Regions from separate parts of the Homo sapiens genome. Here regions 2 and 3 are each linked to region 1. Evidence: chromatin loops called from intact Hi-C (ENCODE). Cell type or tissue: HepG2. All regions are shown on one strand. Each heading gives the region's core, and the rest is flanking DNA. Links, peaks and the distances in the headings are about the cores only. Region 1 has its middle 16 kb from the start of PACRGL. Region 2 holds the start of SLIT2-IT1 (SLIT2 intronic transcript 1). Region 3 overlaps SLIT2 (slit guidance ligand 2).

Region 1 (11,132 bases), core at 2,574-7,573:
AAAGCCATATGCTAATGACGATGCAAGAGGAACCTGGGGCACTTGGACTTCATGTCGCTGTCAAACCACTTCTAAACTGCACTTCTCTTCCTGACTTCTTGTTATGTGAAAGAAATAAGTTAATTAAATTTCAGTCATTTATTTTCCAGTAACTCAATCCATAGGTTTGAACCTAACTCAATCCATAGGTTCAGTTCTAGAGAAGAGAATCTTCTATAAAGGCAAGCTTGAAATGCATACTTTTTCTTTTTTAAATTATGGTAAGAAAACACAAACACATAACATAAAATTTACCAAATGAGATCCATTTTGAAGTATACAGTCCAGTAGTGTTAAATATTTTCTCATTGTTGTGCAACGAAACTTTTTCATGTGTTGTTATTTGAAGATGGGATCTTAGGAGATAATTGAGATTAGGTTATGAGGGTGAGGCTTCCATGATGGGATTAGTGCTTTTATACAAAAAGATACTAGAGTTTGTGTGTGTGTGCTCTCTCGTTCTCTCTCTCTCTCTCTCTCTCTCTCTCTCTGCTAAGTGAGGACACAATAGGAAGGTAGCCTTCTATAAGCCAGGAAGAGACCCCCTTACCAAGATTTGGTCATGCTAGCCCCCTGATCTTAGACTTCCAGCCTCCAGAACTGTGAGAATGTGAATTTCTGGTGTGTAAGCCACCCAGTCAATGTTATTTTGGTAGGGCTCACTAAGACAGGCAATAAAGGAAATAATTTTCATGTCCATCAGAGGGAGAATAATTGGATAATTATTAAGCATTACACATCTATTAAAAAGAATAAATGAGAGATGAATGTATTGGTTTCATTGATGTCCACGATCTGTTTTAAGAGAGAAAAAAAGGGCCCGTTGCAGTGGCTCACGCCTGTAATCCCAGCACTTTGGGAGGCCGAGGCAGGTGGATTAAGAGGTCAGGAGATCGAGACCATCCTGGCTAACACAGTGAAACCCTGTCTCTACTAAAAATACAAAAAATTAGCTGGGCATGGTGGTGGGCGCCTGTAGTCCCAGCTACTCAGGAGGCTGAGGCAGGAGAATGGCGTGAACCTGGGAGGCAGAGCTTGCAGTGAGCCCAGATTGCGCCACTGCACTCCAGCCTGGGCGACAGAGCAAGACTCTGTCTCAAAAAAATAATAAATAAATAAATAAATAAATAAATAAATAAATAAATAAGAGAGAAAAAAAGGAAGTTGTAGAGTGATGCATATGGATTGGACTTCTATTTGTAAATCAAATTAAAACTAAACTAAAATAGATGTATATTTTTATATATAAACATACAAATATAGACATATCTATTTACCTAAGTATCCATGTGTCTGCCCCTATCCATCCCCACTTGTCTATCTATGAATGCATCTAACCTATCTAGTGCTACCTAGGAGTCTAGAGAAATGTTTAAAACAGCGCTTTCTTCTGAAGAGTGTAATAGACAGCAGGGGAAAGATTAATTTTATTCTTTCTATACTTCTGCATTGTTTTAATTTTTAACACAAACATGAAGTTTTGTATTCAGATAGAAGAATTTTAATTAGTTTTTTATGGTGGGGTTTTAAAGCACTTTACTATGTAGCTTAAGTTTTAAAATACTCAAGAGGTTGATCAGAGATATTTTCCATTTGAGTATTTCTTATCTTATCCTATCCCATATGGTAAAAAGGAATTCTCTTATAACTGAGTATGCCATTGTAAGTCCTAATTACAGAAAGCCTGTAACTATTTGGAAATTTATAAAGTTAATTGTATGGTTTCTCAAAGCCAGTTATTATAAAGGGAAAGATGAAGAAAACATATCATCCAAATAAATTACTTGATATGTTCTAAAACAATGTGTATTAAAAATAATATTTACCTTCCATACTTCATCTCTTAGAGTTGAAAGATATACTCAGGGGCCAAATAGCAGAGATCCCTTATTTCAAAGTTCAGACAAATGAAGCCCAGAAAGTATCCACAATTTGCCCACAATCTACAATGAATTGATAAGAAAAATTAAGACAGCAGTTGAAAAACTAATGATTAGAAAACTAATATGGAAAACTCTAAAGAAAACGTGTTTCATCTACTTGTTACATACAGTAAACCACCCTAGAACTTAGTGGCTTAAAGCAATGGCGATTTATTACTTTTCATGATCCATGGGTCAGGAATTTGGGCTGAGCTTGCTATGTGGTTTCTTTCCACACAGCGTTGGCTAGGGATTTTCACTTGGCTGCATCTAGCTGAAAGCTACTTGTCTTAGTGCCCTTCCATGCTTCACATGATGAGCTTGGGTTTCCTTACAGCATGGTGATCTAAGGGTAGTCCAGCCTCCTTCCAAGAAGGAATGTTCCAAGAGGATGAGCACCAATGTCTTAAAGCCCTTCACAAGCTCTTCTTTTGCCATGTTTGCTAATGCCACACTGGTCAGAGCAAGTCATGGGGCAAGACAGATGACTGTCAAACACAGTTTATAAAAAAGAAGGCATAAATGGGTATAATTTTATGTTAGCCTTTAAGCAACAAGGAATCATAATTTAAAGGAACAAATGTGTCTACCCTGGATTTTTTTTTTTTTTTAGCATAGGAGTTGGCAAACATTGGCACTAGGTCCAGGAGACCAAAATGTCACTGTGGTCTACCAGTTGGTATAGGGGCTTATGAAGGTCAGGTGATCAATGGAGTTTTAGCTCAGATCTATCCCACAGTGGCTCCAGTGAGTCCCTGAACCCATGCTGTGATTATTTCCCCATTTCTGGGATGCATAATTTAAATAGACATTCTCAGAAACTGGCAGAATTTTCACATTCATTCCCTGGCCTGTGAAGTGAGGGCAAAAAAAGTAGTAGAAAAGGCCAAGGGAAAACCACTAGAACAATCTTTACCTAGGAAAATAATAGGTCAAAAGCAGCATCACATGCCTAGAAGGGTATCAGTGATAAATGCCAACAACAAGCACTTAAATTATATGGAAGTGGTAACTGCCATCCCATTTCCACTCAACTCACCTATTTGACCAGTGTAGAAAATTGATAAAACTGGGAGAAGCACAGTGGATTTTCATAAAGCTAAACTAGGTGGTGACTTCAGTCACAGCTACTGTACCAGGTGTGGTTTCATTGCTTGGGAAAATTAACACATTCCCTGGTACCTGGTATGCAACTATTGATCTGGCAAATGCTTTTATGCTCAATACCCATTTGTGAAGACTAGGTGAAGCAGTTTGCTTTCATCTGACAAAGCCAGCAACACACCTTTACTGTCCCACTTCAGGGGTGTATCAGCTCTCCTGCCATACATCATAATTTAATTGATGGAGAGTCAGATAGTCTTTTCCTTCCATAACGAGTTACACTGGTTATTTGCACTGATGATATTATGATGATTGGACCTAATGAGCAAGAAGTAACAACTACTCTATATTTATTGAGAAGACATTTACATGTCAGAATGTGGAAAATAAATCTGACCAGAATTGAAGTACCTCCACCGCAGTCAAATTTCTAGGGATCCAGTGGTGTAGGGCATGTTGAGATAGGTGAAGACACATTGCATCTGTCCTCTCTTACAACCAAAAAAAGAGATACAACACCTAGTAGGCCTCTTTGGATGTTGGAGAAAACATACTTGACACTTGGGTGCGTTATCATAGCCCATTTACCGAGAGACCCTAAAAGCTACTAGTTTTGAGTGGGGCCCAGAGCAAGAGAAGGCTCTACAACAGCTCCAGACTGCTGTCCAAGCTGCTGTACCACTTGGGTCATATGATCAAGTACCTCTGATGGTGTTTGAAGTGTCAGTGGTAAAGAGAGGTGCTGTTTAGAACCTCTGACATAAAGCAATCATTTTATTCAGGTGAATGATAAAGCACATTTTGAAACTTTTCAAAAATTCTCCCAAATCTTTCATTTCACACTTTGTACATTTCACCTGGTGTGATGGTTAATTTTATGTGTCAACTTGGCTGGGCCATGGTGCCTAGATACTTGGTTAATCATTATTCTGGATGTTTTTGTGAGGCTGCTTTGGTGTGGGACTTACATTTACATCAGTAGACTTTGAGTAAAGCAGATTGCCCTCCATAAGGTGGGTAATCTTCACCCAGTCAGTTGAAGGCTGAATAGAACAAACGAATGACCTTCCCTGAAGCAAGAGAGAAATCTGCTGCTGACAGCGTTCAGACTTGAACTGCAGCATTGGCTCTGAGGCTCTGCTCTGCAAATTTTGGACATGGCACCCTCCATAAACACGAGCCAATTTCTTAAATATCTCTCTCATACACACACACACATACACACACACACACCCACACACACACACACAATTGGTTCTGTTTCTCTAGAGAATAGTACACTTGATTTCTCCGTATTTGGGGTAAATTCTAGTTGTCCAGTAGGGCAGCCTTGAATAGCAATATCAAAACTCTGTAAAAAGGTTAATCTGTGTTCCCAAACTCTAACTTTCAATGCTAGAATCTCTAAAATACTTGTTTTCTGCTAAGAGGCATTGGCTGACTTTGGTCTTTGGCCCCCACGTTGGTTTAAAGAAAGAGATTAGTGCTGGGAATAAGATAGCTCCAAACAGCACAATGAAGGTAAATTAACGAGTTGGCTCCTTCAGTGATATCTATAATTTTCTGATTAAGGTCTAAGCTAGGGTAAAACCTTCCTCATTAGCTGTCTTCCCTGGGAAGATAACCCAATACTTGTCAATTCTTGCTTTCATTTTTTGCTCCACATGAACTACCTTACCTGTCTTATTGTTGAGATGTGAGTAATGGAGTTAAAATAAACTTAATTTTAATGTGTTTATTATCTGTTCAGATTCTTATTCAAAAATTTAAAAGAATTAAGACCTTTAAAATGTGCAAATATGCTCCAATATTTATTTTTCCACTATTTTAGAAGAAAAAGATCCAAAAACTTTGGTTGAATTTTAAGTTTTTAGCCACTAGATGGCAGTGGATAACTATCTCTTATTTTGCTTTCCCGCATTCAACTCTCAGCTAATGTTTTCTATTGTCAGCTGGCAAATAGAAAAGAGGAAATATATAAAGGCTATTTACTGGAGATGTTGAACAAGATAGAGATTTTATTAATGGAGTGTTGAACACATTTTGTAATTCAACTGCTAGCAAAATTATTTTCTTTATTGTTATATATTTGTACGATTAAAAGGAGAAAATAGGATCAGCATTGAAACGTACAAAAACATGGTCAGGCTAAATGCAATCAGCATTGACTGGAAATGCTTATCTTGACCAAATGCTAAGCAGAGGAGAATGACTACAGCCTAATACATCTGCTGAGCTGCTTTGAAACGTTTTTGACCACATGTAAGAGACCCTCTGCATTTTCATGACACCCACACCCAGGAGCACTACTAGAAGGGCTTGTGGATGTCAAGAGAGGTTGTTTCTGCTGGAGTCTTTTACCTCAAACTAAAGAAAAAGGAATCCCTCGAAGAAAATGTGCTTGGAGACTCAGGATTTAAACTTTATCACTGGTTGTCTCTTTGTATTATATTTAACATTAGATTTTCCCAACCTATGTAGAACATTCAGTGTGTGGTCTATGATGGTCTTTTGGGGATGGACTGACTGCAAAGTAGAGCTATGGCTAGGAATCATGTCCATGGGTAATATTATGCAGCCATTTAAAAAATATATTTACAGAGGCAAAAGTCTGAGCTTAGAATTCTTAGGATCTTTAATACATGGAGAAAATCTGGGGAATAATAATAACGAAGCAATTCAAAGAACAGTGTAGGCATTTCTCCCTAAAAACCTAGAGAAGGAAGTATGAAAAACCACTAATGTTGACCAAAGTATTCATAGGCCTTAAAAACATTTATTTTAAGCAACAAGGGAAGAAAATATTACTGTTTAATAGAGTGCCACTTCAGAAGGAAAGGGGCAAAATACTTGGTTAACAGCACATGACTTGTACTAGCATCCGTATTCTTGGAGATAGGCTAAGGAAGGCCACCATTAACAGCCAAAGTTAGTGTCATAGCCCTAGTCACAGCAGCCTCCACCCCCTTCACCTTCTGCAGGAGCAGAAGGCAGGAATCCATGCTCGGGCTATCTAAGGAGCCAAACCTTCAAAGTGTGTTGGGAGACTAAAATCCCCCAGCCTATACCCTTATCTTATTCTTATTTATGAACAAGCATCCCTTAGCCTTCTTTATCTTCAGTGTGTTGCACTCATGTTCCCCCATCACATAACAAGGAGGAAAATAAGTGAATACATATTGGATGCTATTTTCCGGATGCCAAGTCTCTCTCCAGGTAGTAATGAGGAAGGAGTTTTATAGAACATTTAGCAATAGCACCCTGGGAGTCTGAAAGAGTTAATTTCTCTCTTTATACAATTTCTACCAAAGGATTCCTTCTGGGAGGAAATCTATTTAATTTTGTTCATAAAAGAGATAAAGCTGGGGACTAAAGTGGGGTAGGAGGAGACGTGCATCGCTAATATCTTTAAAAACAGAGAAGAATAGGATTCAAAAGACCTCAAGAAATTAAAAAAAAAAACCTTTTTAAAATAGTGATATGCACCAGATGGCACACACAGGAATCGATATTCTAAGTCCTTTAGGGACAAGGTTTAATTCTTTTAGGTCTCATGTAGCATCTGATGCAGAGCTCTGCACTTAGTGGGCACCTAGTTAATATTTATTAAAATCAGATTGAATGTCGAACAAGTACACACACACACACATACACACACACACACACATACACACACTAGCAATCAGAATTACCCAAGCTGAAAAAGTCACTAATGCTACAAGCATTATATCAAAGGTATCATTTCACTCATTCACTTAATACACATTTTGTGATAAGATAAATAATATCCCCCACACCATGAAGGAGTTCACGGTGTGGGGAATGATTCTCCTGAAGCACTTTCATGCACAGAGCAAAATGACCCAGACATTCTCCCAATCAGGGTGGGGTAGGCTTGAAGGGCCTCCTATATAAAAGAGTAGCCTCCCAGCACTGGTTATGAAGCTCTGTTTCTCAGTCTCAACCCTCCCTTTCACACTCTACTTTGTAATGCTGGTCCTGGGTCTCTGTAGACAGCATTTCCCCTATGCTGCTGACTCCCTAATAAACTCTGCCAATAGGGTGCTGGAAGCAGACTGGGAGGTAGGTGAGCTTCTGAGAACATTTTCTTCCTTTTTGTTGGCTTGCTGGTCCTGCTGGTGTCAGGCCAGCTCAGCAGGTGGTTACGGTAAACAGATGTGTTCCAAACTTTCTGCAGCAGTCTTAGCGTGTTCCTCAGAGATACCATCCCCAGTTGGTCAGCCACCCAGCTGCTCCAGGACTTTTAACTTCAGTTCCATAGCCGCAAACAATGGCAGGCAGGGCCATCTCCACCTCCTCAGTGGTCTGTATCCCAGTGCCACCAGAATCTTTACTAAGTTTCTAGGCTCTAACAACTTGATCCTGTTGCCTTTGTACCCCCAGCCCTGGGAGGGAGTGGCAGCAACTTTCTGAAGCTACTATCTCTGTATTATCTCTGCATTCTCTTTTCACTTTTGCAGCCTTTGTGTTCCTCCTATACCTTGTTAACCCATTCCCTCTGTAACATTCTACTCCTAAAATTGCTGGGTGTTTTCCTAACCAGACCCTGAGGAATACCCTCCCTCATGAGCCTTTCTCTTTTTCTCGCACTACTTCTCATCTTAGCATCTGCGAACACTAGGTACTTTAGATGCCTTCTTATTCAAGTCCCCCACACTCCATTTGAATATAAGCTCCATGAGAACATAAAATTTGTGTTTTCTTTCTTGTTGAATACCCAGACTTCAGAACAGTTTCTTCTATTAGGTATGCCTTCAATATGTATCTGTCAAAAGAACAAATGAATGAATGAATGGGTGTAGAATGAACAAATGAAATAAATGGTTTTTTTTTTTTTTTTAGATGGAGTCTTGCTGTGTCACCAGGCTGGAGTGCAGTGGCATGATCTCGGCTCACTGCAATCTCCACCTCCCGGGTGGAGCGATTCTCCTACCTCAGCCTCCCGAGTAGCTGGGACTACAGGCGCACACCACCACACTCGGCTAATTTTTGTACTTTTAGTAGAGACAGGGTTTCACCATGTTGGCCAGAATGGTCTTGATCTCTTGACCTCGTGATCCGCCCACCTCAGCCTCCCAAATTGCTGGGATTACAGGTGGGAGCCACCGCGCTCGGCTGGCTCTGGTTATTTCTACGGCTTTATGCTTCCGCTCTCCGCTGTCCTATCCCATGTCCATTCTTGGCACTCTGTTACTCTCTCTAAACTAAATTCAGCTTCTATAGGTACCTTCTAGGCTAGCTGGCACTGGATAAGACTATCGAAATTGGATACTTTAGGTTAGTGGTTCTCAACTGTTATCCCCGGCAATGTCTGGAGACCACTTTCATCGTCACGACTAGGAGGCAAATGTCCCTCTGGCATCTATTTTGCAGGGAGGCTGCAAAATGTCCATCCATGTGCAGAACAGCCCCCCATGACCAGGAATCATCCAGTCCAAAATGTCAACCATGCCGCTGTTGCTATTAAGAAACCCTGATTTCGATGTTAACTGTTTAGAAACAAGAGATTCCTCAGATGATACTTTTAGGCATCTTTTGGTCCTGTTAATTTATTTCTCTGGCTATATAAGGCCAAGTATCCTTGATGAAGAAAGATACAACTGTTTTTGTCATGGCCAAGGACCCAGATGTTTTTCAACAAAATGATATTTGAAATGCTGAGAACAGAATATCCGGAGGACTGGCTAAATATTTGGCTCTTTGGCTGGACTTTTGTAGAGTTATACAGACAGAGTCTGTGATTAAAAGTCAGAGAGCAATATGATAGCCAGAGGGCCAGGGGAGGGGTGAGGGCAGGCAGTGGGTTGTATATGATGTTGCATAAGAAATGTTTAAAAGAACAGAGTGTCTTCTTTCTATTGATCCAAATCCCCTAATAATAATTATAAGAACCAGCTGTTTTTCTCCCAAATAATCCAAAGAATAGCCATTAACTGGAGACACAGAGTTTAAAAATGACATAAATCACTTGGGTATTTACATTTTGAAGGTCATTGTGGATGAGCCAGGTGATCTCCTCCTGGACTTCAATTATCAAAATATATTTTCCTAAAAAATTGACCTGCTTGGGTAATTGCTATTCTGATGAACTCCAACCCTAAGCTTCCTCTTCTACGCCCACATTTCCTTGAACAAGTTCATTCTATCATCTTAGCTACCAAAATATCCACAAGGTATATTTTTCTTCTCAGTGTATGGCAGCAATCCCATCTAATACATCAAGTGGAATACAAAGTACTATACAACTGTTATAAATTTTTCTGGCACAATTCCCAGAGTCACTACTCAGTGTCATCTTCTTTCCAAACTATACTTACTAACTTTTTTAGTAAACACATTTGAGCTTTCACCCATATTCATCATCTTTAAATTATAACTCCTCTAATCAAATAATTAAAGATGGTCATTAAAAGAACATTTAGTTGGTTTCACATACTTGCTGCTAAAATTGCAGTTGTTTAAAGACATTAAAGATAGTGTGTCCCAGAGGATACCTGTGAAGTTTGCCAGATAACACGGAGATGTCCAGCTAAATTTAAATATCAGATAAACCACATGGTTTTAAGCAAAAGTATCTCTCATGCAATATATGGGAAAGCTTTGTACTTGAAAACTTGTGGTTTATCTGAAATTCAAGTTTAACTGAATGTCCTATATTTTTATTTGCTAAATCTGACAACCTAGTGCTCGTCTGTCAAGGTTTACATCTTTGCAAACTCTTTTAATACAGGATTTCTTTTAAATAATATTAGCAAGAATATTTTCTTTGTGATTCATGGACTGTTCTTCTCTAATGAAGAGATACTCACAAAATAATTAGAATCTCTAGGAATATTTACCTCACTGAAAATAAAGCAGTCATGAACTCTGGTTTCAAATTATCAACCCAGAATATCCTGAAAACAAGTTCCATGATCTTGACCATTTGCAAAGTGCATAGTTGCTGTTTCCTTTAGACTCTAATGCAACTAAAACTGAGTTCCCCTCTCTCCACTTAATCACAGGTCCCAGAGGAAAACCCAATGATTCCCCTTTTGGTTGATGATCAGTGGACATGGCATGTGAAGAAATAACTCCTTAGCCATGTCACATATGGTCATCGAACCAGGCTTGGCTCAGCTGATCTGATTACCTGAGTTTTCTCCTGATTAATTCTGAATGACACAGAAAAATCAATCATGAGGACAGCCAAAATAATCATCTAGTCAGATGATTCAGTTATATAAACTTGACCTTAACCTCTGCCTCTCAACCTATGTTCATTTCAAAGAGATTTTAGCAGATATGTGGGTAGGGGGAAGTAATAGTAGTAATGTTTTCCTCAAAATCTACTGTCTAACAAGTCAGTAATTTAAGCGATTCCATTAAATGTAATTAACTAGCTTTAGGAATTCTTTTGTTTTTCCTCTTTTCTTTATACTAAAGAACACACATTATAAAATCTTAATCATATAAAACATCTACTCTGAATTGAATACCAGACACTAAGTAATTCAGCCCCAACCTCACAACTGGAAACACTTAGACACATTTTTTTCCTAACACTATACTGATACCTTTGTTCGTGAAAAATATATACTATTAAAAAATACAGATGTTTTGCCTTCCTATATTTCAGGGCACTATGACAGAAGTCTCTTTTCTCCTATGTGAAAATTATGTATTTTCTCCTTAATGAAGTGCAAGTGCCTTCTTACTTTAAAATTCCAAAGACAAAATTCTTAAATATGACCTATTCACTAACTCATGACACAGTGGATACAAGCCTACTGTAATACACATTGTTTTTAGACATGAGGTTGTAGACACTAAAATGAGGGTAGAAAAGGAGGAAGCACAGTTATACAGACAGTGAGCAATAAGTGTGCCAATAACATAGTAAAGAAGCTTAAAAGTAGAAGATTTGAATAACATTAACAAATCAAAGAATTTTCCTGGGAGTACTACATGGTTTAATTTTTTTTTTTTTTTTTTTTTTTTTCTGAGATGGATTCTCACTCTGTCACCCAGGCTGGAATGCAGTAGCACGATCTCGGCTCACTGCAA
Region 2 (11,132 bases), core at 3,651-8,650, 290 kb after region 1:
AATTTATGGATACCACCCTTGAGCAGGATATACTAACACATGGCAATCCACATGTTTATCTGAAATTCTCAATTCTTCTCAAACTTCTGATCTCTTTCTTAGACATCTAAGTCACCACATTCCCATGGATTCCTCTTTAGCTTCCTTTATTAGTTCCTCCTTCTTTAACTGATCATTAAATGCCCGCATTCCTTAGGGCAGTAGGTGCTCTTAAGCGCTTTTCTTTGTTATTCCATATTCTTTCCTTCTCCATAACTCAATCCAGTTCTATGTTTTCAATTTCCATCTCTATTTTATGACTCCTAGATTTATGTAGACAGTCCATAGTTTGCTCTAAGTTCTAGAGTAATCAAGAACTAATTTGAAAAAAAAAAGTCTCATGCTCAACTTATGAACTCCCCTATAGCTAAGGCTATATCTCATCCTATATTTCCTATCTCATTTGTGTAAACCAGAAACCTTGAAAACATAGTATACTCATCTCTTTTTCTACCTACCTATCACCACATTTTACCAATTACATCTTCTAGGGATTCTAAAATCTATCTTCTTTTCTTCATTTCTATGGCCATCCTTCTATGCCAGGATGCTAAAAATCCCTCTTCTATATTACTAAATTGCCTCCTCATTTCTCCACACCCACTTTTACCATTCAATTAATCTTCCCCATATCATACTCTGACCATATCAGTCAGAATAACCATCATAATAAGACTTATAGGATTTATACATATGCTCATTAAGCCAAATTCACACAATAAAGTAGAAAGTCCCCCTCCATTAAAAGATACAAATCTAATAATGTCACCTTTATGATAGTAGGAGAACAATAACAAAACCAAAATGATTTAGGGTACATAAGTTACTATCCTTAACAGGAACTCTGGGTTCTATGAGATCATTCTCTTTTCCATCTCCTGCCTCACATCACACCTGTATTTCTCTTCAGTCAGTGCATTTATCTTTAACAACATTATCCTCATCCATCATCTTCTGATGCATCTTCTGAATGCTCAGACACTCTACTGTCTACCTGGGACATTCCCTGGAACTTATCCCTCTCAGGTGGCTAAAACCTTCATACTTTGGTCTCAGTTTACTATAGCTCTTCAGTAAGGGTGGTTTTTGTGTGATAAAGTTCTAGGAGAGACACCCTCTTACATAGTGTAATATCACTGTAACTTTTTCCTTGTAGCAATTAATTGTTTGATATAACTCTTACCTACCAGACTGTGAGCTTTCTCAAGGGTACACCTGCAACCATTTTAAGTATTAAGACCATATTATAATGATTGATATGCATTAGGTACTCAAGGAACACTTGTAGACTGAGTCAATAAACAAAAATAGGGGAGAGATTAGATTCAAGTAATGCATATTCAATTATTATTCCGATCACTTTACATATATTAACGTAATTAAAATTCACAAATACCTATGAAGTAGTTACCATTATTAGCCCTATTATATAAATGCAGAAACTGAGGATCAGAGAGTTTATGGTTCGCCCAGGGACACACAGCTCCTAAATGACAAAGCCTGGATTGAAACCCTGACTGGTTCTAGACTTAAGACTGTGGTATAGGCACTTTTATTGTAATATTATCTCAATTAAAATTCTTCTGTAACTTGAACAAAATATTTTTCTTATATAAATTATAATTGTGAAAAATTATATTATGCTACTATTATTTTATAATCCAGCCATAGCATAAAAGAATAAAGTTTTACTTACCCCATTAGTGCAACATTTGATATAAATAATTTTTTAAATAATTTTTTTACCATATTTAATATTTTTTATTTTAGTAGGCTCATTTAAGCTGCTTGGCATGTTTTACAAGATTGCTTGAATACCACAAAGTACGCTTGTATCATCGTACACTTGTAGCATCCTAAAACTAACGCTTTATTGAATGTTCTGTATTTTGAATTCAATGACTGTCTTATATATAGGTTTTTCATGGGTTAAATGTCCAATTAATTTGAAGTATAACTGCATGAATTTATAATATCATTAGAATTTTGTATTGTCGAAAGGATAGACATTATTGACGGAGCTAAATACAGAGTTAAAATATATCACAAATGTTAACAAAATATAATTAAATATTCCAGAATTAATGGAAATTATAATTGATAAATGACACTATAATCCACACATAAGCAAATGAAATATACATTCAAACAGAAAAATTAAAACCTAGAATCAATATAAACATGGATGGGATGTTTATTTCTACTAGTATTGGGGAGACAAAAACAATACATGACTGAGTAAAAATCAGAGCATGTTGTCTGGCAGCTAGCGAGGAAAGTGCCAAGAAGAAACCTGCGATGATAAAAGAGAGTCCAGCTGAAAGTAGATAAAACATCCTCCAAAATTCTGGCCATAAAGTTAACTTCTAACTTCCTGATTTTCAGTGCTATTTGCAAACACGGATAACTCTGTTCTCTTTTTCAAATTCCAAATTCTGAACTCACTTGTAGCAACTGTCTCTATTTCTTGATGTCTCAGGACTCTCGAACCAGCTTCAGTCTGTGATGTTAATGCTCTGCTAAGACCACTGAAGCCAGTAAGGCCAAATCAAATGCAAAGACCCTTTTCCTCATTTTGCCTCTGCAGAGAACCAAACCAAACAAATACAACTCTGATTTTTCTTGAAACATCTCCATCTTCTGTTGTTCCTTCAGTTTTTTCTATGCCCTCTCTTGGGTCCTCTTTGTTCTCTTGCTCAACCCCACTTTTCAGGGATCTCAGCTGTCTTTGCACTAATAACTCCACCATCACTTCATCTGTTAAGAGCTTTCTTTCCTGAGAGCCACAATCTCACACTAGGTACCTCATGTACCTGACTTCATGGGTATCTCACAGATGCCTCAAACATAATATATAAAAACTGAAATCATTCTCTACTCACTCGTCTGTACTTTTTCCTGGAGACTGAAATGAGTAAATGACTGACATCCCAATGGCACTGCACACCATGGGTATCATCTTTGACTTCTCCCTCTACTTAGCATCACAGAAAGTTAGTTCTAGATCACATCTGGGATAATGTGTACAATTCCGACAACCACATGTGATTAAAAAACAAACTTGAAGCCGTGTGTGGGAGGACAGTGGGTATATGGGAGCTCTCTGCACTTACTGTTCTATTTTTCTGTAAATGTAAACTGCTCTAAAAATAGTCTCAATTTAAAAAATTAAAACAGGAATAATCAGAGGATATTATTGGCAACTGCAAGATATTTAAAACTATATTATGTATAAAACAGGTATATACACCTGAAATGCTCATCTTGACAGAGAAGATTATGACAATTTATAACTGCCTTGCAAAATTGTAGAAGAAAAGGAAGATGTGTGTGGTTTACCCCATGAAAACAACGCAGCATTCCCTGGAAGAAACTCCAGGGAAGCAGCCTTCAGTTTCTTATGCAGAACAAACTAGTAGATAATCAGCTTTGAGAAGCAGTGAACTACTAAATCATTTATACAACACAGCACTTTCAGGCTTAGGAAGTGCTTTGTAGTATCTGTTATCCTATTTAATTAGCATTAGAACTCTGTTCCTAGGTAGTAGGACAAATACTGTTATCCTCACTTTATCAAAGGGAAACAAAGACAATGAACTTTAGATTATTTGAATGATTTTGTGAAAGTTAGTTAGGTAGGTCCCTGCACAAGAGCACTTGAATAATTCTTAATACACAGGGTGTCTTACCCACTAAACTTGTGATACTCTGGGGGCTCCCACTAGCATGAAACAAGTCTTCAGAAAATATGAGTTTAACTAATAAATGAATTAATTAATCACTTCATGCATACATCAAGCCAGGATTTAATTCCAGGCCTTTTAAGTTTTAACAAAGAGTAATATATAATTAGATGACTAATATTATGGAAATATATGCGTAAATTAATCATTTAATATTCCATATTTTGATTGAATGATAATCATATATTTACCATGAGTAAAATTTATATAAATTTACAAATATAAATATAATTTATGTATTTATATATTAGGTGTGTATATTTAATATGTATATCTTTAGATGTATATATTTAAATATTTAAATATATATGAAATATGTTCTCATATATATGAGAACAAAAAAAACCACATATGCATACACAAAGGGGTAAAAAAAAAGAGATAAATAGGGGTGGTTTTGTCAGTCATACAATATACAAAATCCAGAAAAGAGAAAAAAGCACAGTTAATTCTATGAGTATCGCAATGAAGAGAACACTCAGAGGACCCTGAATTGCTCTTTCTCTAGCCCTGCCTCTCCCTGGGGTATAAGAAAAAAGATTAGGTTTTTAAAAGAACTCTTTTCACTTATCTGTACTTATTTTGCAAATTATCAACCTTTCTGGTAATAACAACACCCAGAAACAGAATTATATGACAAGTATATGAAAACAACCAAGCATAAAGCATTTCATCCAGTTTTGTAACTAGATGAGGGGTCTGTAGACAGCATGGCAATTCAGACAACAAAGTGATCAGTCTTGTGGTAGTGGAGAAAAATATCTGAACATTAATGAGCTATATGATTACCATATCTTCTTTATTTTCATTTGTGCCTTCATTTATTCTTTTAAATATATGAGAATAACTGAAAAAAAGTGCTGATGACAGTATCTTGCACATAATAAGGCCTACATGGTGTTTGTTAAATACATACACACATACATTTATATGCAGACACATAGCATTTATTAAATTCTGCTGTGTTAAAAAATCAGAGATATAAAGGTAGAACAATGCCATTATCCAATTTTGTTTTTGTTATTATATACTCTGTGCCAAAACATTTCCAAGGTATGTACCTGGATGACAGAATATAGTAATGAAATGTAGTTTGGGGGGGTACTTTTAAATATTTACTACTAATAGTATATTCTTGTGATCTACCTTTTAAAAATACTATTTTACTTATATTAATTTTACTTTGTAATGTTTAACATTAGTAAATAAAAATCATTGTCTAAGGTCTCTCAAAAATGTCAGCATCACATAATAAATTGCTTGAAAAAATGTGTGTCTTTGTTACTGTTAGTTTTCTTTTAAAATTTTCAATACTTGTGTTTTAATAAAGGTATAAGTTAGGGGTTAGCTTGTAACATTCATATTTTTAACAGCTAAAGATTGGTCTATATGAGATCAGTTGAGTGGTTTAAATTTTAAAAAATAATGATCTGTGTTAAGAGCTAGCATGTAGCTATTTATAAAGGTAATGTATTTTATTTGCATTTTGCCCAATGCTTTTTTGGTATACTATTTATTTGCACTTCAGCCAATGATGCTATGATTATTTAAACTGACCAGGAAAGATAATTAAATAATAGCTCTCCTCCATACTGTTGCTGGAACACTCTTCAAAATAGGTAAATTATATCACATCATATACCTCCTGAAGAAAATACCTCAATGGTCCCTAATCCTATTGAATAAAATCCATATCCTTTGTTCCATGCCCTCAATCAGGTTCCTGCCTATGCATTTGAACCTTCAGCAACTCTGCCCCCTGCAGGTACCTGACAAAACAGCCATCTGAAGAAGTTAAATTTCCCTAACCACATTCCTTTCCATACTCCAAATCTCTGTGTGTATTCCTCCTTATGCTGGGAGAGGGCAACAAAGCTCTGCTCGTCCTTCACATCTCGGCCCAGGATTTACCTTCTAATTCTGTCATATAGCAAAACACCCACTCACAAATGCTTAACGTTTAGAAGATATAGATAAATCATAATTATGTAATTAAAATGGCAATATGTGGATGGTCATCTATTTAAGGTAAATCTATTTCCATCTTGTTTATCTTAGAGTAAAAGAGGTTTGGGACAGGTGTATGCAAAAAATAAAAAGCAATTATTTCTACCAGAGACTCTGAGTCATCACGGCTTACTGTCCAAAAAAGGCAGCCACCACCACCAACAACAAAGCCTTGTGATTATTTTTTCATAACCAGCTGTGCACTATCGAGATAAATAAAGAAAAAGAAATTACTCTGTTCAAGATTACTGCCATCAGCTACTATAGTATTAGACCTCAGTGTTTTATTTACAGAACTCCCTATGGATAAATGATAGAATGGCATAATGAGTATACAAATGTCTTTTCAAGAATAGATTTTGAAAGCTGTTTTTATAAAAATGCCTTCTGGCAGAATTATCTAAATGCACAGTGCAGCGTGCTGACAGTCAGGAGGCACAGTAACACAGAATGGCTTTGTTGGCTTCCAATTGATTCAATCCTGAGTAGCATGAAAAAGGTAGAAGGTAAAGTACTTCAGAAAGGTTTGGATCTCTCGCTCCATGAGGTCCTGCAGTTGGAAGAATAGCAGGATACAGTGCAGAGTTGTCTCCTATTTAGAAAAAAAAAATCCCATTTGAATAGACAAGATTAGTAGGTGGCTTGGAGAGGTGTAATGCTTTGGATCACATGCATGGGGGTAAAATCTTATTATTCTGAAATGGTAGCCTAACAAAGACTCTAAACAAGGATTTTACATAAGTTCACATTTAAGGGAAACTTTTAAATAAAGTTCCATACATATTTCTAAGTAAAGACTGAGAGACACATTTTTTTAAACGACAAAATGATACCACGTAAGCTTATGCGATACCAATTTTCAAGGCTTTATTTTCCTTTCCTTAGTAGTTATATATTTTCAAACTCCTTTTTCATGTTTTTTTTTCATTGAAAACCCTTTTACCTGCCTGATTTTAATTCAAGGATCATGAATACACCATCTGAAGTAGTCAAATGATGGAGGTTCTCACACTTCCTAGTTCAGCCACCAAATATTCTTTTACTGTGTGATTGAGGCTGATGCTAATGCAACTAAGTCATCATAATTATAATAAAATACCACCATGGCCAGCTTTTATTAAGTCATGCTGTGCAAAGACAATCTGCATACAGATCCAACCACAACAGGACGTGATTGATTCAGCACTGCTGGCTATCCCAATAAAGATGCTGCCCTCAGTCTCTGTGATCACCAATACAGCCAGTGTTAATGCACGTGGCTCACAAGGCAAAACAACCCACGCAGTTCAGCTTGACAAGCCATGAATTTTCAGTGATGAGCATAAGCTTTCAAAGTCTATAAAATGACAATGGCTTCATCCTCTTATGTAGGAAGCTCTTGCAGAAAGAAAAGAATGAAAGAAGGGACAAAATGAAAGCATGCCAGCCTGAATTATAGTGTCTGGAAAGCTCATAACTTACAGGGCTTAGTCATGTATTTTCCATTCCAAGGTACACATGCACGTAATACATGCAGTGGAGTCGGGTGAACCTCAGAACAAGCCTGGTGTTTTTTCTAAATCAACCAAGAGGGTGAACATATGATAAAAATCAATTAGTCAAGGTTTTAAAGATATTAAAGATTTCTAAGATTCAAGAGCAAAAATTATTTATTAAAAAATGCTCACTAGCAACAAGTGATAATGCCAGCACTCGTCAGAAGATAACCACATTATCATATTCGGAGAATGCTTCCCACTGGCTCCAGATCCCATTCCCAAGGGTCAGGATTCTGGGGGGAATGGGAGGAGAACAGAAATGTAATTAGGCTTCTATTTGCTGCTTCATAGGCTCTCAAAATGGAAGAGATCAGAAGAAATCCAAACGGTATCAGCAAGAAAGTTCTCATATGTATCTTTAATTATCATACAGTTATGAGCCATATAAAGACGTCTCAGTCAATAATGGATCGCATATACAATGATGGTCCTATAAGATTATAATGGACCTGAAAAATTCCCGTCACCCCGTGATGTGGTAGTCATTGTGACGTCTTAGTGTAATGCGTTACTTAAGTGTCTGTGGTGATGCTGGTGTAAACAAACCTACTGTGCCACCAGTGATATAAAAATCTAGCACCTAATATTATGTACTTACAGTACGGTGTATGTATTTACTATACTATACTATTTATCATTATTTTAGCATGTACTCCTACTAATAAAAAAAGTTAACTGTAACATGGCCTCAAGCAGGTTCTTCAGGAGGTACTCTAGAAGAAGGCATTGTTATCCTAGATGACAGCTCTTTGTGTGTTATCGCTTCTGAAGACATTCCAGCTGGACAAGATATGGAGGGAGAAGACAGTGATATTGATGATCCTGTGTAGGGCTAGGCTAATATATGTGTTTGTGTTCTAGTTTTTAACAAAATTTTAAAAAGTAAGAAAAAACATTAAAAATAGAAAAGCACTTATAAAGATATAAAGAAAGAAAAACATTTTATACAGCTGTACAATGTACTTGTGTTTTAAGCTGTGTTATCTTGAGTCAAAAATTATAAATGATTAAAAAGTTTGTAAAGTAAAAGTTACAGTATGCTAGAGTTAATTTATTATTGCAGAAAAATAACTGTAAATAAATTCAGTGTAGCCTAAGTATATAATATTTATGAAGTCTACAGCAGTGTACAGTAATGTCCTAGGCCTTCACATTCACTCATCACTCACTCATTCAATGAACGATGCAATTTCCAGTCCTCCAAGCCTCATTCATGGTAAGCACCCTATACAGGTGTACCTTTTTAAAAAAATCTTTTACACCATATTTTCACTGTACCTTTTCTATATTTCGGTATGTTCAGATACATAAATACTTACCATTGTGTTAAAATTGCCTACAGTATTCCATATAGTGCCATGCTGTATGGGTTTGAAGCCTAGGAGCAATAGGCTATTCCATATAGCCTAGGTGTAGAGTGGGCTATTCCATCTAGGTTTGTGTAAGTACCCTCTATGATGTCACACAATGACAAAATCGCCTAGTGATGCATTTCTCAGAATGTATCTCCATCGTTAAGTGTCATATTACCGTATATAAAATTCTCTCATGCTAACAACTGGCATACTATCAATTTCTCCTGAAGAGCATAGGTATAGTACTCTGCACTGAACTGATGAGTGATCTCTGGTATCGTTGAGAATCCCACATTCTCCTCTTACCTAGTACTTGGTTTCTTCCTCTAGAAGATGGCACACTAGTACTATCAATGATATCCATTTTGAGGACTTTTTTTCAAAAGAAGACTACGTTGTCTTCAAAACAAAGAAAAGAACCATATAGATATCAAGCCATCTTTACTAACTCTATCTTTTTAAATAATCTCATTCAGAAACTTCTTCTGACAACATAAGTCAAGTCAGGAACCATCAGAACCTACAACTCAGAAAGATAACCAGGTCGCCAATCATTTACTCAACTATTCCACCATCCAGTATTGTATGGTTGAATCAGAAATCGTGCTAAAACATGTTTTTAACCTGGCACTTCAAAGTATTCACATTTTCAACAATATGCTTTCAGCAAATGAATTGTGTCATGAAAATTCCAGCTTAAGTCTAAATGGATCAGCCATAAAGGCAAATTATCTGTTGAACAATATAGTCAGCTTCTGTAAAGAATGTACTTTCTATGCCAAATATGATCTTTCCACAGTTGAATAAACACTTGGTGCAATGAAATTGCTGGCAGTCCTCTTGGTGGTTTCTGTTCGTGTGTATTTCCCTGACTGTTGTATCTCCATCTCATACACTTTGCCAGTCATTCAAAACAGTTATTTCATGCATCAGGAATATCAAGATGCTTTTGAGATGGGTTATGTGCATTGTGGCTGATGCACTTTTAAAAACTATCAGGTTATCACCCACCAGAGAAGCCTGGAGAAACATATACATTATTCTGCAACAAGTTCTGTAATTTACATAGGTAAAAGGATTTACCCCGACAATTCTAACCGTTTTTACAAAAAGGCTCTTTGGCCTTTAGAGTCAAATAGATATTTATGATAAAAGCAACTTGTATGCATACTTCCCTGAAGCACAGTATGTTTTCCATCTTTAAGTGGATTATTTATGGGCACCGTAAAATTAAAATTCTGGAAAAAATTATGTAAGATTATGCATTCAGATACTTTGTGTATTTTTTCCAATGAACTTGAAATTTAACTTGAAAGTAATCATGAACTTTCAAAGAATTTCATAGCATACAATTAAGTAATGAATTTCAGTAATTTACAATGAAGTAAAAAACCAAAGGTCTGTTTTATGGTATTTGGGGAAGTCTAATTGTCTTAGTATATATATATTTTTTTTTAAAAAAAAAAAATAAGATCTTTTTCTAAAATGTTGAAAATAATGACTTTGAAAAATAATGTGTTGATATTTTCTTTTACATTTAATCATACTCCTTTTAATAAATTTTAATCCTAAAATGCCAATTAAAGCAGCACTACTTCTAAATGAAGAATACAACAAAAAAGGAAACTAGTCATTCTTCAATGCAGCAGGCCGACAGTGCCATAGGAACTTTGTGATGTCTTTTTCAAATGACGTTTCAACTCAAACTACTAGTGGTTTTAGGAACTCACTCCATGCCCCAGAACCCCTCTGTCAGAAAATATCAAAGCCTATACAGCTTGCATCCTAATGTTATCTCTGTATTATTTTTCCTATCATCCACTGCAAAGCATCAGTCTTGAAAATTCTGTGATAGTACTTGCCTCACGCATGTTTGTAATTTATATTTTAAGATGCTTATTGGTGAAGCAAAATCAATAGTGTCAATTATTCAATGCACGGCAATTTTTTTTGTATATTACTTATATACAATATTTTACATTTCCATCAGACAGCTGACTTTGCATTTAATTAGAATAGTGAGGTTACATTTTAGAATAAGGTATTCTGATGCAGCAAGACTTGTCTGACCTATAAAAGTGATCCAAGTCTCTAGCAGAGAAATATATTGGAGTTACATGTACACATTCTTTCTTGATACGGACTATGATCAAAGAAGTCTGGAGACCCCTGGAGAGTTCTGAATTTTAACTTCTTATAGAGCAAAACCTCATTTATCGGACTGCACAAAGCTAGCTGAGATTCTTAGATGCAAAGAATAGAAAGCTGGATAATGTAAGCAAGGAGAGTATTTATCGGATGATTGGAAAACCAAGGTCACAAGCAGATAAGAACTAAGAGAAGATACTTGTTTTGTCAAATATCAGACATTAATACATGTCTGGCAATAGAGCCTCCATTGCTAATGATAACTGACTTTGCTGCCACTGGTACCTGGGTGTTTCTACAGC
Region 3 (11,132 bases), core at 2,580-7,579, 140 kb after region 1:
TACTGTATAGTACTCATTAAAATTTGAAATTAAACCAAATCACAGTAAAGATGAAGATGATTGAATCAGTTCTGGTTCCTCCCACCAATACAACAGTCTCTACCAGTTAAACAGTTGAGTTATATATATGTATAAATATATATCTATTCCATTCTTATATATATATTTTTATTCATATATATGATAGACTTGAAATATTCAAAAGCATATGTTAAACAAAAATAGACAATGGCAGAACAAAAACAGATCCTATTAATATCTGTGGCTTTTAAAAGCTATATAGCCATGGGCCTACATCTATTAGAATAGAAAAAAATGCATCTGAAAAAGGACCAGAGAGCACATCAAACTGTAAATTCTGAGGCAGGAGAGTAGGATCAAGGATCATGTTTTATTTCACATATTTTAAAGGACATTTCACAGTAAAAATGTTTTCATATACTATGTAATTTCTAAAGAAATTAATTTTGAAAGTTTCTCAATTTTGAAAGTTTCTTTCAAAGTTAATTGAAACTCTATAAACCATATGTCTTAATGTTACATATAATCAAATAAATGACTATAACAACAATCAGTATTACTAAAAAGGAAGTTATATTGTCCAAAGCAAAGCTGTTGGACAATGATACTGTAAGAAATGATTTTTCTATTTCCTAATTTATAATAAATCCTAATGCATGTATCTTCAAGCACCAAGAATCAACAAAGCAGTTACATCCTTAAAAAGACAACCCCAAACTCAGATCTCTGAGAAAAGAGATATTCTGTTGAACACAAGATGCTTACAGTAATCGAAGAGACTTTAATCCATCAAAGGTGCGAGGAGGAATACATCTCAGACGGTTGTAACTAAGAATTCTGAAAGCATACATATGTCAATTTGTTTTATTCAGAAATCCAAAAATGGCCAAATACTTCCAAAAATAAAGCAGTTAAGGCTTATTAAAGCATCTTATTAACTGATAGTGTTAACACACAATATATTGTTATTTTTTGTGTGTTGTCTCCCTAACACAACATACTTATTTCCTAAATACAACCTAGAATGCTTCCCGCTGCCTACTCCTGCCCAACTTTGGTGCGTCAGCCGTCCCTTCCCTAAGGTGGATTTTCCCTATCTTAGGGATCTCCCCTAAGCCCCCCACAAACACAAATTATTCTTTGTTTTTTTTAATAGAACGCAATACTTTTCCTAATGTCTACATTGTTCACGTATCGTGGTTTTGTCTGTTTCTCCCAATAGAAACATTCCTTGAGGGTAGAGACTGTCTTGTTCAATAGCAATGTCCAGCATCTAGAGACTGCCTTTTGTCCATTGAATTAATGAATACTCAGTACCACACTTTCACACTCACAAGGTGAGGAGCTGGGTCATGTTGCTGAAGCTCTGATTAGAAAGCGTGCTTATTCTGTTGTTACTTAAGTCTCTAAAAGAGAAAAAGAAATGGAGTACACTATTAACCACAGAAATGAAAATATTAGTGATTCTTAGAAGGAGAAGGGTCTTCTTATAGTCATAGCAGTATTGTTAGCATTCAGCTGTTATCTGAAAACAATAAAACAGTGAACGACCCACTGGAGTAGATTGCAATGTTATTCATGATTATTTACACCTCACTGTTTTGAAATTAGGAGTGATTATATATATATGCATTGCTTTAGCCAATGTAGTGTACGTGCAAGGGGTTGGTTCACTTCAAAGCAGCAGCTTCAGAGCAGAGTTTATTTGCCCTTATCCCTCTGCGCCCATCTCCATAAGGCTTTTGATATTTTACAGGGAGCTTCCTTGGAGGTGACTTGCGATAGACAAAATTTTGCCGGTGGGAAATAAACCCTTATCTTCAAAAGTCCTATCAGATACACATACTTTACCCTCATTGATACATATGTTCACTGATACACAGACTCAAATTTGATCACTGAAAGAACCCCTGATTAATTACATTCAAAATGTCATCAATAAAAACGTCTGTGCTCCTGCCCCTGGCTGAGTCATGGTCACACAGTAGGTCCTCAATAAATATTTGTTTAATGAATGTTAAGTAAATGGGAGAGACGTTGAATTTTTACCAATGTTAAATGGCTACTTATATGTATAGTTTGTACTATGGGTCGTAATTTACATTTCATGAACTTGATCTTATTCTCATTATATATATAGTGTATATATACACACACTATATATGTAAAAAATATATTAAAATATATATACAATATGTAATACTAATATATATTCACCATTTATAATAACTAAATATATTCACTAATTTTTTTCTGAAGCAAAATGCAAAATATATGAATAAATGGAAGATTCAGAAAAACCGAGGATAATCTATTCCTTTATTAAAATATCAAAATGTCAGTAAAATGGACCCATGAAATTGTGAAAATGTTAAGAATCTGAGAGGAGCTTTATACTCATATTTTTAACTGCTGAAGAACTATTCCTAAATTTTAAAAATAAAAGTATCTGTATTAGCAGAAGTAACTTGCCTAGAGTTGTATCATGAGTCACTAGTAAAACCATTTTTGGATCCACAAATCCTCATTTGTCATTTCGAGCTGGCTTGAAAGTAATCACATGCTGTCCCACAAATGACCCAATTCTGCTAAAGTGACCCTTTGGAAATTGCAGCAATTTAATGGTTTATTTAACAGAACAAAATGTATGTAATCAGTTCTTGCTGCTATCAAATAAATAACTAGAAGCAGAACAAGACATCTTAGAGGATATCTTTTTCCATTGTTTAATCATTTGTCATTTAAATACTCCTATTTACTTTCTATAAAGTGTTTGATTTACCCATACTTTCAAGGAAAGTGATCAGCAGCAATTTTAACTAGCTTCAATGTACCTAGTTTACATTGGGGCATGTAATATTTTTTGCTACTTAGGTTTGTAGAATTCACTTAGAAATAAACCTTCTAATTCGTTAACCAGTAATCTGCTTCTTACGCTAGTAATATTTACTCTAAAATTAGATAGACTTAAACAAATGATACGGTACTTTCTATTAATATCTACTATCTTTTTCCTGATTTTTTGTGTTCTGAAAAGTTTTCTCAATTACCAATAAGGCTACTTTAAAAGTATAGTATTATATGTAAAAGATTATATCAATTTTTAAACATTGTGCATGTAACTAGATCAAATGTTTGTATATTTAAATATCTTCTTGTATTTACAACTTAAGGGTTGTCAAAGGTTGTTTACATTAATAAAAAAAGAGATGTTATTTTAAGCTAAAAAATCAAAATTTTGAAATTTATACTCAAAATGTTAGTATCTTTGTCAAGTTTACTTAAACACTACATGAATATATATGGATTTTCTAAAATACATTTTAATACTGGAAACCCATAACTTATTTAACAATGCTTTGTATAAGAAACAAACATAATAAACTACATTTACATTTTTGGGAAAGTCATTACCACCTACCATCTTTCGCTTAAAGTCAAGAATAAAGGCATCGTTTTCTATCTTTCCTTCCTTAGTTTGTCATAAAATAACCCATATTCATTATCAATAAAAATCTGCAGGTTTATACATTTTCATAATTCTCTGACTACTCAGACTTCGTTGTATTTGTGCTTTTTTGAATAGAGGAGGACCTCTTGCTAAGACACTCCATCGCCTGATCGATATTCAATGAAGATGTAGCCAGGGGTCCAGAACCGCAATGAGCAAGGAGGGAAGCATCTAACTGTGAATGATTTGTATTATCTGGAAGGTTCACTAAATCTTCTGTCCCTTGCCATCCCCATTTTCTGGAAATAGAGTAAGTCAAAGAAAAGTGCAATATGTTACTCACATAAGTGTTAAATGTTTGTAGTTGGAGAGTTCCTTGGGAACCAGTGTAAATTGGTTTCCATCCAGATACCTAAAAACAATGGAACAATATTATCTTCTTACAAAGTAATGGTGGCCTTGAATAAAATAAGTAAACAGTACTTCACTCTTAACTGAGGCAAGGAACCCCTTGGCAATTTTTGCTTTAAGATGTCGTGTTCCAAGCATGGATTATTATTTAAGAGAAGTAAAGAAAAAAAAAAAGCAGAGTTGTCCACGAGTCCAGTTCTTTGTGGTTTATCTAACAAGGCAAGCCCAGCATTTAGCCATCTGTGTGCAAGCAAGGAGATTCATTCAATTAACCGTACTTTTAGTCAGCCTTCAGTTTGCTTGTGTTTATGTGGACACAATACCATGAAATTCATTAACTAGTAACAAAACCTTGCTGCTGTGGCCAAGACCACTCATTGCTGCCTTAATATGTGTCAATACACTTAGTGAATAACAATGGACACATTAAAGGCATATTTGCGGATTTGAACATATTAGGTTTAAGTTTAAAAATAGTTGTAACCAGCATATATCTTCTTGGTGATGATAACATTAGGAGATTTTATAGAATATAAATTGATGAAGTGTATAAATATATATATATATATATATGTAACAGCAATAATCAAATAACCATATATAAGTAAACTTTCCCTTCTTATTAGAGTCAGAAGAATAATCAGAAAATAGGTTTTGGGCTAACTGGCAGGACAGAGAGATAATCGAATGCCTGAAGTTATATCTATTATGTCACAATAAGGAAAATAAATTTCATCTCCTTCCAAGGCTGTTTTTCCTAGAACGTAGATGGTGAAGGGTGCAAATGTCATTCAGAAACTGGGGCCATCTGGCTATACATGTGCCCACAGACACTTCTGGGACATTAAACATGTGGCCGTTCCTACCCCAATGTTGTGGTCCATTTCAAGATTCCAGGTTGAAGTTGGTATTTTTTCTGGATATAGAAATAGCTGAGAAGTTGTCTAAGATGATAATTTATTCCCAATATTTCAAAATAAAAACAATGATATAAAAGGCACCAGTTATCAGAAAATATAATTAATGTTTGATAAATAATTGGGTCTATGTTATGACTCATCATGTCTACCTAAATTTTCTGACTTGATATTTCTTCTTCGACCCCTCTCCATTTTTTTCTTTCCTCTACCTAAGTTTTTCTTGATACCACTAGAGGGAAGCATCACCCTATATAGTTCAGCACTCTCCCTTTATTCCAGAAAACACAGCAGAAGGTCAAGATTCAGAATGTGCGCTATGAATGTTTATATGTAAAATAATCTAAGGCGGAAGTTATATGGAACTGATTAAAAATAATGGATACCATTTGTTAAAACTAGTCCACCAATAATACTAATTTTTGCCAAAGTCTTTAATTATTTAATGTAATACACATATGAAATTCTTCTAATACATGCATATATGTTACTGCTAAGAAGGATTCTGCTGACTTGGTAAGGTTACAAGAATAAGCTCTCCAGGGGGTAAAACTTGAATTCAAAACAGATAAGCTAATATTTTTCTCATCTCTATGACAAACTTTCTTTGGAAAAAAAGACTACTTTTTAATAATTTGTAGTAAAATAGATTGAAAATTCAACTTTTTGAATAGTTGAAATATGCTGTAGATAGCACAGGGTATGCACCAAGCAGGATGTCCAATGGAGCTTAGTAAGAAATGTTTAAAGTTATTTAATGGGAATAGAGTAAAGTGACCAATACATAGTCCAGTTAAAATTGTAGAAGAAGGGATTTAGCATCAAAGGTGGTCTGAGTGTAAGTTCTTCATTGGTGTACTCCTAAAATTAATGCTTTGGACACAGAATATTCTTTTTTTATTTTTTATTTTAACTATCTCTGCTTTATATTTTATTTTTTTACTATACTTTAAATTCTAGGGTACATGTGCACAACATGCAGGTTTGTTACGTATGTATACATGTGCCATGCTGGTTTGCTGCACCCACTAACTTGCCATTTACATTAGGTATTTCTCCTAATGCTATCCCTCCCCCATCCCCCCACACCAAGACAGGCCCCGGTGTGTGATGTTCCCCATCCTGTGGACACAGAATATTCTATAGGCATCTAGCTTTCCCACAGAGGAGGGTTTCGGAATATCCCTATGTGATCTTCTGAAATAAAAAACATTACTATAAGAATTAAATATTTAATTACACACATATACATATAAAATAGTCCTTCCAGTTGATTAACCAATGTGATTGGTAGTGAGAGAGGACCTAAGCACTTAACAGCAGTTCAAATCTAAGAGCCGTGTTCTAAGCACATGTGCTAAGTTTGTGCCTTTTTCCTCTAAGTGTTCTATTCAGGATCAAACTTAGGGTTTAAAGAATTGCATGTGATTTGAAAATAAGATCCTTAAAAATTGAAATGACATGCCCTTGAACCTCATTACCTATGTTGCACACTGTCAAAAGTTTGTCAAACCTGCTCATTTGGAATATGTGTGTGCATCTGCACAAATAACTGATACACATCTGCATAAATTACATTTGGGTTTAAATCATTATTGATCCATAGTTCCACATAGATAAAAAATAAACAGGCAAAGTGACTCAATTGTATTCAGAACAAGCATATCCAGAATATGACAGTTTAGAGACAAAGGAATGGAATGAATGGGGCATGGAAGCATCATTATTCTGGCAGCATATTCTCTAATGAATTCCATTCTGCAACTGTAGCATGAGGCAGCCAAGGGAGCGTGGGCAGTGCAGAAGAAGGTCGAGATGTGTATATCCTGGCCATATAATTTGTGGTTAAATATCAGTTATGAAAATGTCAAGGATAATTGGTCCCATACCCTTTAGGATCTAAAGGACTTTGATTCAAGCCTCCAAAAGCAGCATCTCTTCTTAAGGGAAGAGATTATGCTAGTTTCTTCCATATACCAGATAGTTATTTATCCCATGTGGTAAAATTTTCTCCTAGGGGTCACAGAGGTAAAAAAAAAAGTTTCCTGTACAGAATATCCTAGACTGTAAGTAAATGAAATATAAAGCATTTCCCAAAGTGCATTCCATGGGCCATTAGTCTTGTAAGATGCTCCATGAGAAAAGGGGTATAGGAACAAATAAATGTGAAAGATACCTTATATTTTACCATTGTTTCTTGAAGAGTCATAGTACACTTTAGCATAGTAAAGGCACTGAGAAATCTTATAGCGCACACACACACACACACACACACACACACACACACACACACACACACACAGCAATTCCCAAGGGCCTCTAAAGTAGCTTTTGCATTACTTATTTACCATTTTACAGGATAATAATTAACTGGCCTTAGAATATGATTTGTAAAGAAGATTGTAAAGATTTTTGTCCATTCCTCTGGGTGTATGAAACATTTATCATCAAGGAAAAAGAAAAGAAAAGAAAGACAAGCTCTACTTACAACTCTGTGACATCTCTTGGAATACCTTTCGGCAAGACCTTCAAACCCTTGTTGCTACATCGGACGACTGTATCCAAGCAAGTACATTCAGTAGGACAGCGAGAAAGTGGGGAGCAACTATTGTCATCATTTCCTAAATCGCAGAGGAAATACAGGAAAACCAAGATTTGTGGTCTTGAAGGTGCTAGAAGGGATTTTATGCCTTTAAATTAACTTAACAAACACAAGAGTCTTAAGCTACATAATCATTTATTTGCGGGACATTCAGTATTTACTAATTGATACCGTAAGTTCTATATAGCACTGTTTTCAGACTGCCTAGGGAAGAATTCTGGAAAATGGCTTGCAATTTGTAAACTGTAATTACAATTACCAATACAATGGAAAATAGTTATTTGTACAAATTATATTTTTAATTACAATATGTAAATGCAAAGTGAATTACAGAGAAACGGCACGGAAACAGATATGAAGAGACATAAGGGAATATATTAACTTAAAAGTTTAGGTTCCTCATTTATAAAGCTCAAATTAGCTCTCTGTTCATTGGCAATAATAATAGAACTTGTTCTATGTACCTGATAGGGCTATATGAGAATCAAATGTGATGATATAGAAAGAGCATTAAAAAGTGACAACTAGTATTTTTGTCAGATTTACTAAAACTTCTGTAAGTTAATTTCTTTTCTCCTTTGAAAATGGTAGGTACTAAAAAACATGCCTAGGGTAATAAAGAAAAGTTAAAATGAAGCTATATAAGTAAGACCAACCACAAGTTGGAAACTAGAAAATCTAAAACATTCAGAAATGCACATCAAGTAGACTCAAATGTGGAAGGCAAGTCTAAGAAAGTAAGTGTCCTGGCACTAAAACAAAACCCAAACGACAAAGCAAAAGATACACGATCATTATTTGCTGAGCTGAACTATGCTGTAGATTTGTGCAAAGCTGCATCAGAACAGGCATGTGAATGCCTGACAATCAAAGAGTTGATAAGTATTTCTTACCGTCATCACAAGTGAAGTCCTGAATGGCCACATCCTGGATGGGTATTTCTTTCAGGAAGTATGGTTTTTGACATCTAGGATTTCCCGTGACAATTCTCTTCTTTCTCAGCCACTCTCCCAACCAAGCCAGGTAGCAGTTACAGTTAAAAGGATTGGCCAAGAGGTTTCTAAGAGCCACAGGCAAACGATGCACAGTTTAGCCTGGGGTTTCATCTTCTTCCTTCTCTAAACCCCAGCTACCCTTCTCCACGCTATTTCCGCTGGAATGATTCCTTCTTCTTTGCATTCCCTGTCCCCATTCTTACTCAGAATCACATGCAGTATATGAGATGCATTTTTTTTTTGATAAAATATTTATGCTTGGAACTTAAGCAGTAACAACACTTTTACATAAGGTAATTCTTCACATGATTTCATGCAAAAAATAAGGTAAGGTAGAATTTGGGGTTTATACAGTGGATCCTGATAGATATTTCATTTAGAAATAATTTAAACTTGTCAGAAATCTGACTTGCTGTCAAACTTCGCACTGATAATGCAGTAATTTAATATAAAGATGAAGGCTGATTACCTTATATTATTGAGTTTAACCTGACAACAGCTAATTCATTAATTTGTCATCTCAAGATTTCCATCTCTTATTTGCTCTAGAGAATAGGTTTCCCATCTAAACTGACAGCTGAGTTGATTAAATGCCAGTTATAAAAATGAATTTACTTCTACAAATTTCAATACTTCTGGCATCTCACCACTTCAGCATAAACCTATTGACAATCTCATTATTTATAAACATGCCATCTTTAATATGTGCAAATTAGCCACTCGATGTAAAATGTCACATTTTATGCAAAAAGAGGATTAAGTACTTTCCTGATGGATGGATGCTTCTCTCAAATTATTTCTTCACTGACTTGAGCTATGAACTTTTTTCTCTATCTTTATTCCCCTCCTTTTAAGTTAGATTAGTAGATTTGCATGCCACCGTTACTGAGAAATCTTATCAGTTAGATAATTAATAATTTCAAATGCTGCTTTTTAGATACTGACATATAAGAGACCTGAAATACATTGTTTGGAGGTGTGTGGCTTTTTTTACTTTTAAATTTTATTTATTTATTTATTTACTTTTCTTGAATTCTGTCTATAGGCCTACAAATACTCTTTATTTTTAAGCTGTCTACAAAAAATATTCTCTTGGATCAGCTCAACCTATTTCTTCAATATTTTGCTAATATCATAGTAGACCCCCTCTAGTAAACAGCTTTTATTTTTGATCTGGTCATCCTAATATATCTACTGTCATTTCAAATGATTCTTTTTTTTTTTTTCCTTGAGATGGAGTCTCGCTCTGTCATACAGGCTGGAGTGCAGTGATGCGATCTTGGATCACTGCCACCTCCGCCTCCCCAGTTCAAGCAATTCTCCTGCCTCACCCTCCCGAGTAGCTGGGACTACAGGCACCTGTCACCATGCCTGGTTAATTTTTTTTTGTATTTTTAGTAAACACAGGGATTCGCCATGTTGGCCAGGCTGGTCTCGAACGCCTGACCTTGATCAAGTAATCCGCCCGCCTCAACCTCCCAAAGTGCTGGAATTACAGACGTGAGCCACTGTGCCCAGCTGATCCTTTTGAGCAAGTTTGTTGGCAATAACTCTATCAATTCTCCTTTTATAATACTTATACTGAAAATACTCCAATGTGAGAACACTGGCAAAAATCTATAACATTTCTTTTATATGCAGCACTATCAAGTTATAATAATTCTAAAATTTGGAATTAAGCTACATTATTGATCATATCACTATGAAAAATAATTCACTGAACAATACTATAATTTTTTGTTAAAATTTAATCTAAGATAGTAGGTAATATTTTTTAAAAAATTTAAATAAATTTGATGTGAACAAGTTTGTCCTTTTTTAAGTCCTAAAACCCTTGATCACATTTTAATGAAATGCTTAATAATATATTAAATACATTAACAAATATAATAAATGGCTCAAGTAATACATAAGGGCTATTTTTCATACTTACAGAGTAGATAAAGAATGGAGAGTATCAAATGCCCCTGGTGCAACTGTAGTAATTTGATTATCATACAAAGAAAGCAAACGCACAGAACTGAGTCCTATGAAACTGTCATTCCCCACACAGGTTATTCGATTGCTTCTCAACATCCTGAGGGGAAAAAAAGGACATTGTTATGGAGACAAAGCATCAGGCAATCAATTTTGCCTATCTGAGGATCGAAATGATCCTTGCAAATATGTAGCATTCATTACTACTTTTTAAAAATGTTCTCTTGCTATTAGATATTGCTATGAATATATACTGGGAATATCTTGCAAGAATAAAATGCTTTGAGTTGCCAATGATTAATCTCAGTTACAAAAGGCACGGTGAGTCTAGGCATGGATTTATAATCCCATGATGAGGGAAGAATGTTTTCCTTTGATGCTACAATTATGTTTGCGTGATTGCATAATGTCCTAATTCACCTACAGCTCTCTGAGTCCTCGGAGCCCTGTGATTTGTGTATTCAGGGTAGTATTACATTTGAGGTTGAACAGAAGGGAGGCAGAAAAGAATCAATAGCCACTGCAGATGAAGAACTGAGGGCATCTCAGGGACTTACACACTGAGTCAATGTCAAACATGGTCCAGGGGCGCCAAAATGGACAGAATATCCACAAAGACTACACGAATAATTTTATTTATGAAAATTAGCTCATTGTTTTAAATTGAGAACTTAAAAAGAGGCAACGGTAACAGATCCCATATCCACAATAAAGTTTTAAAAGGTTTACCATGAAAAAATACCTTTTTTTTTTTTTTT

What was found. A loop is a pair of places that touch in the nucleus more often than their neighbours do. Peaks named below come from ENCODE experiments on the same cell type or tissue, not always from the same donor. Only the 100,000 strongest peaks of a DNase experiment are listed, where the experiment ranks them.
Region 2: a loop joins it to region 1, with 25 times the contacts of the local background. A loop is called at or near these places in 9 of 110 quality-filtered maps.
Region 3: it touches region 1 in a loop (3-fold over the local background); 25 of 110 quality-filtered maps call a loop at or near these places.

The regions. Positions count from the first base shown.
Region 1 is chr4:20,679,177-20,690,308 of GRCh38, reverse strand. No RefSeq gene overlaps it. Among named protein-coding and RNA genes, the nearest start is that of PACRGL, 16 kb to the left of the region's middle. In HepG2, for the core only: a CTCF peak has its summit at 4,977 (motif pointing right); no DNase peak of the experiment used is centred there.
Region 2 is chr4:20,389,778-20,400,909 of GRCh38, reverse strand. All of the region lies in intron 4 of SLIT2 (slit guidance ligand 2), which reads right to left. SLIT2-IT1 (SLIT2 intronic transcript 1) reads right to left here and starts at 8,721. Exons shown (of 4, transcript NR_037876.2): 1 at 8,647-8,721; 2 at 7,457-7,560; 3 at 7,251-7,344; 4 at 6,054-6,381. In HepG2, for the core only: a CTCF peak has its summit at 5,534 (motif pointing left); a DNase peak (open chromatin) is centred at 5,539.
Region 3 is chr4:20,538,783-20,549,914 of GRCh38, reverse strand. It overlaps SLIT2 (slit guidance ligand 2), which reads right to left. Exons shown (of 37, transcript NM_004787.4): 19 at 10,331-10,474; 20 at 8,296-8,462; 21 at 7,289-7,421; 22 at 3,816-3,884; 23 at 1,356-1,427; 24 at 787-858. Among named protein-coding and RNA genes, the nearest start is that of MIR218-1, 16 kb to the right of the region's middle. In HepG2, for the core only: a CTCF peak has its summit at 5,067 (motif pointing right); no DNase peak of the experiment used is centred there.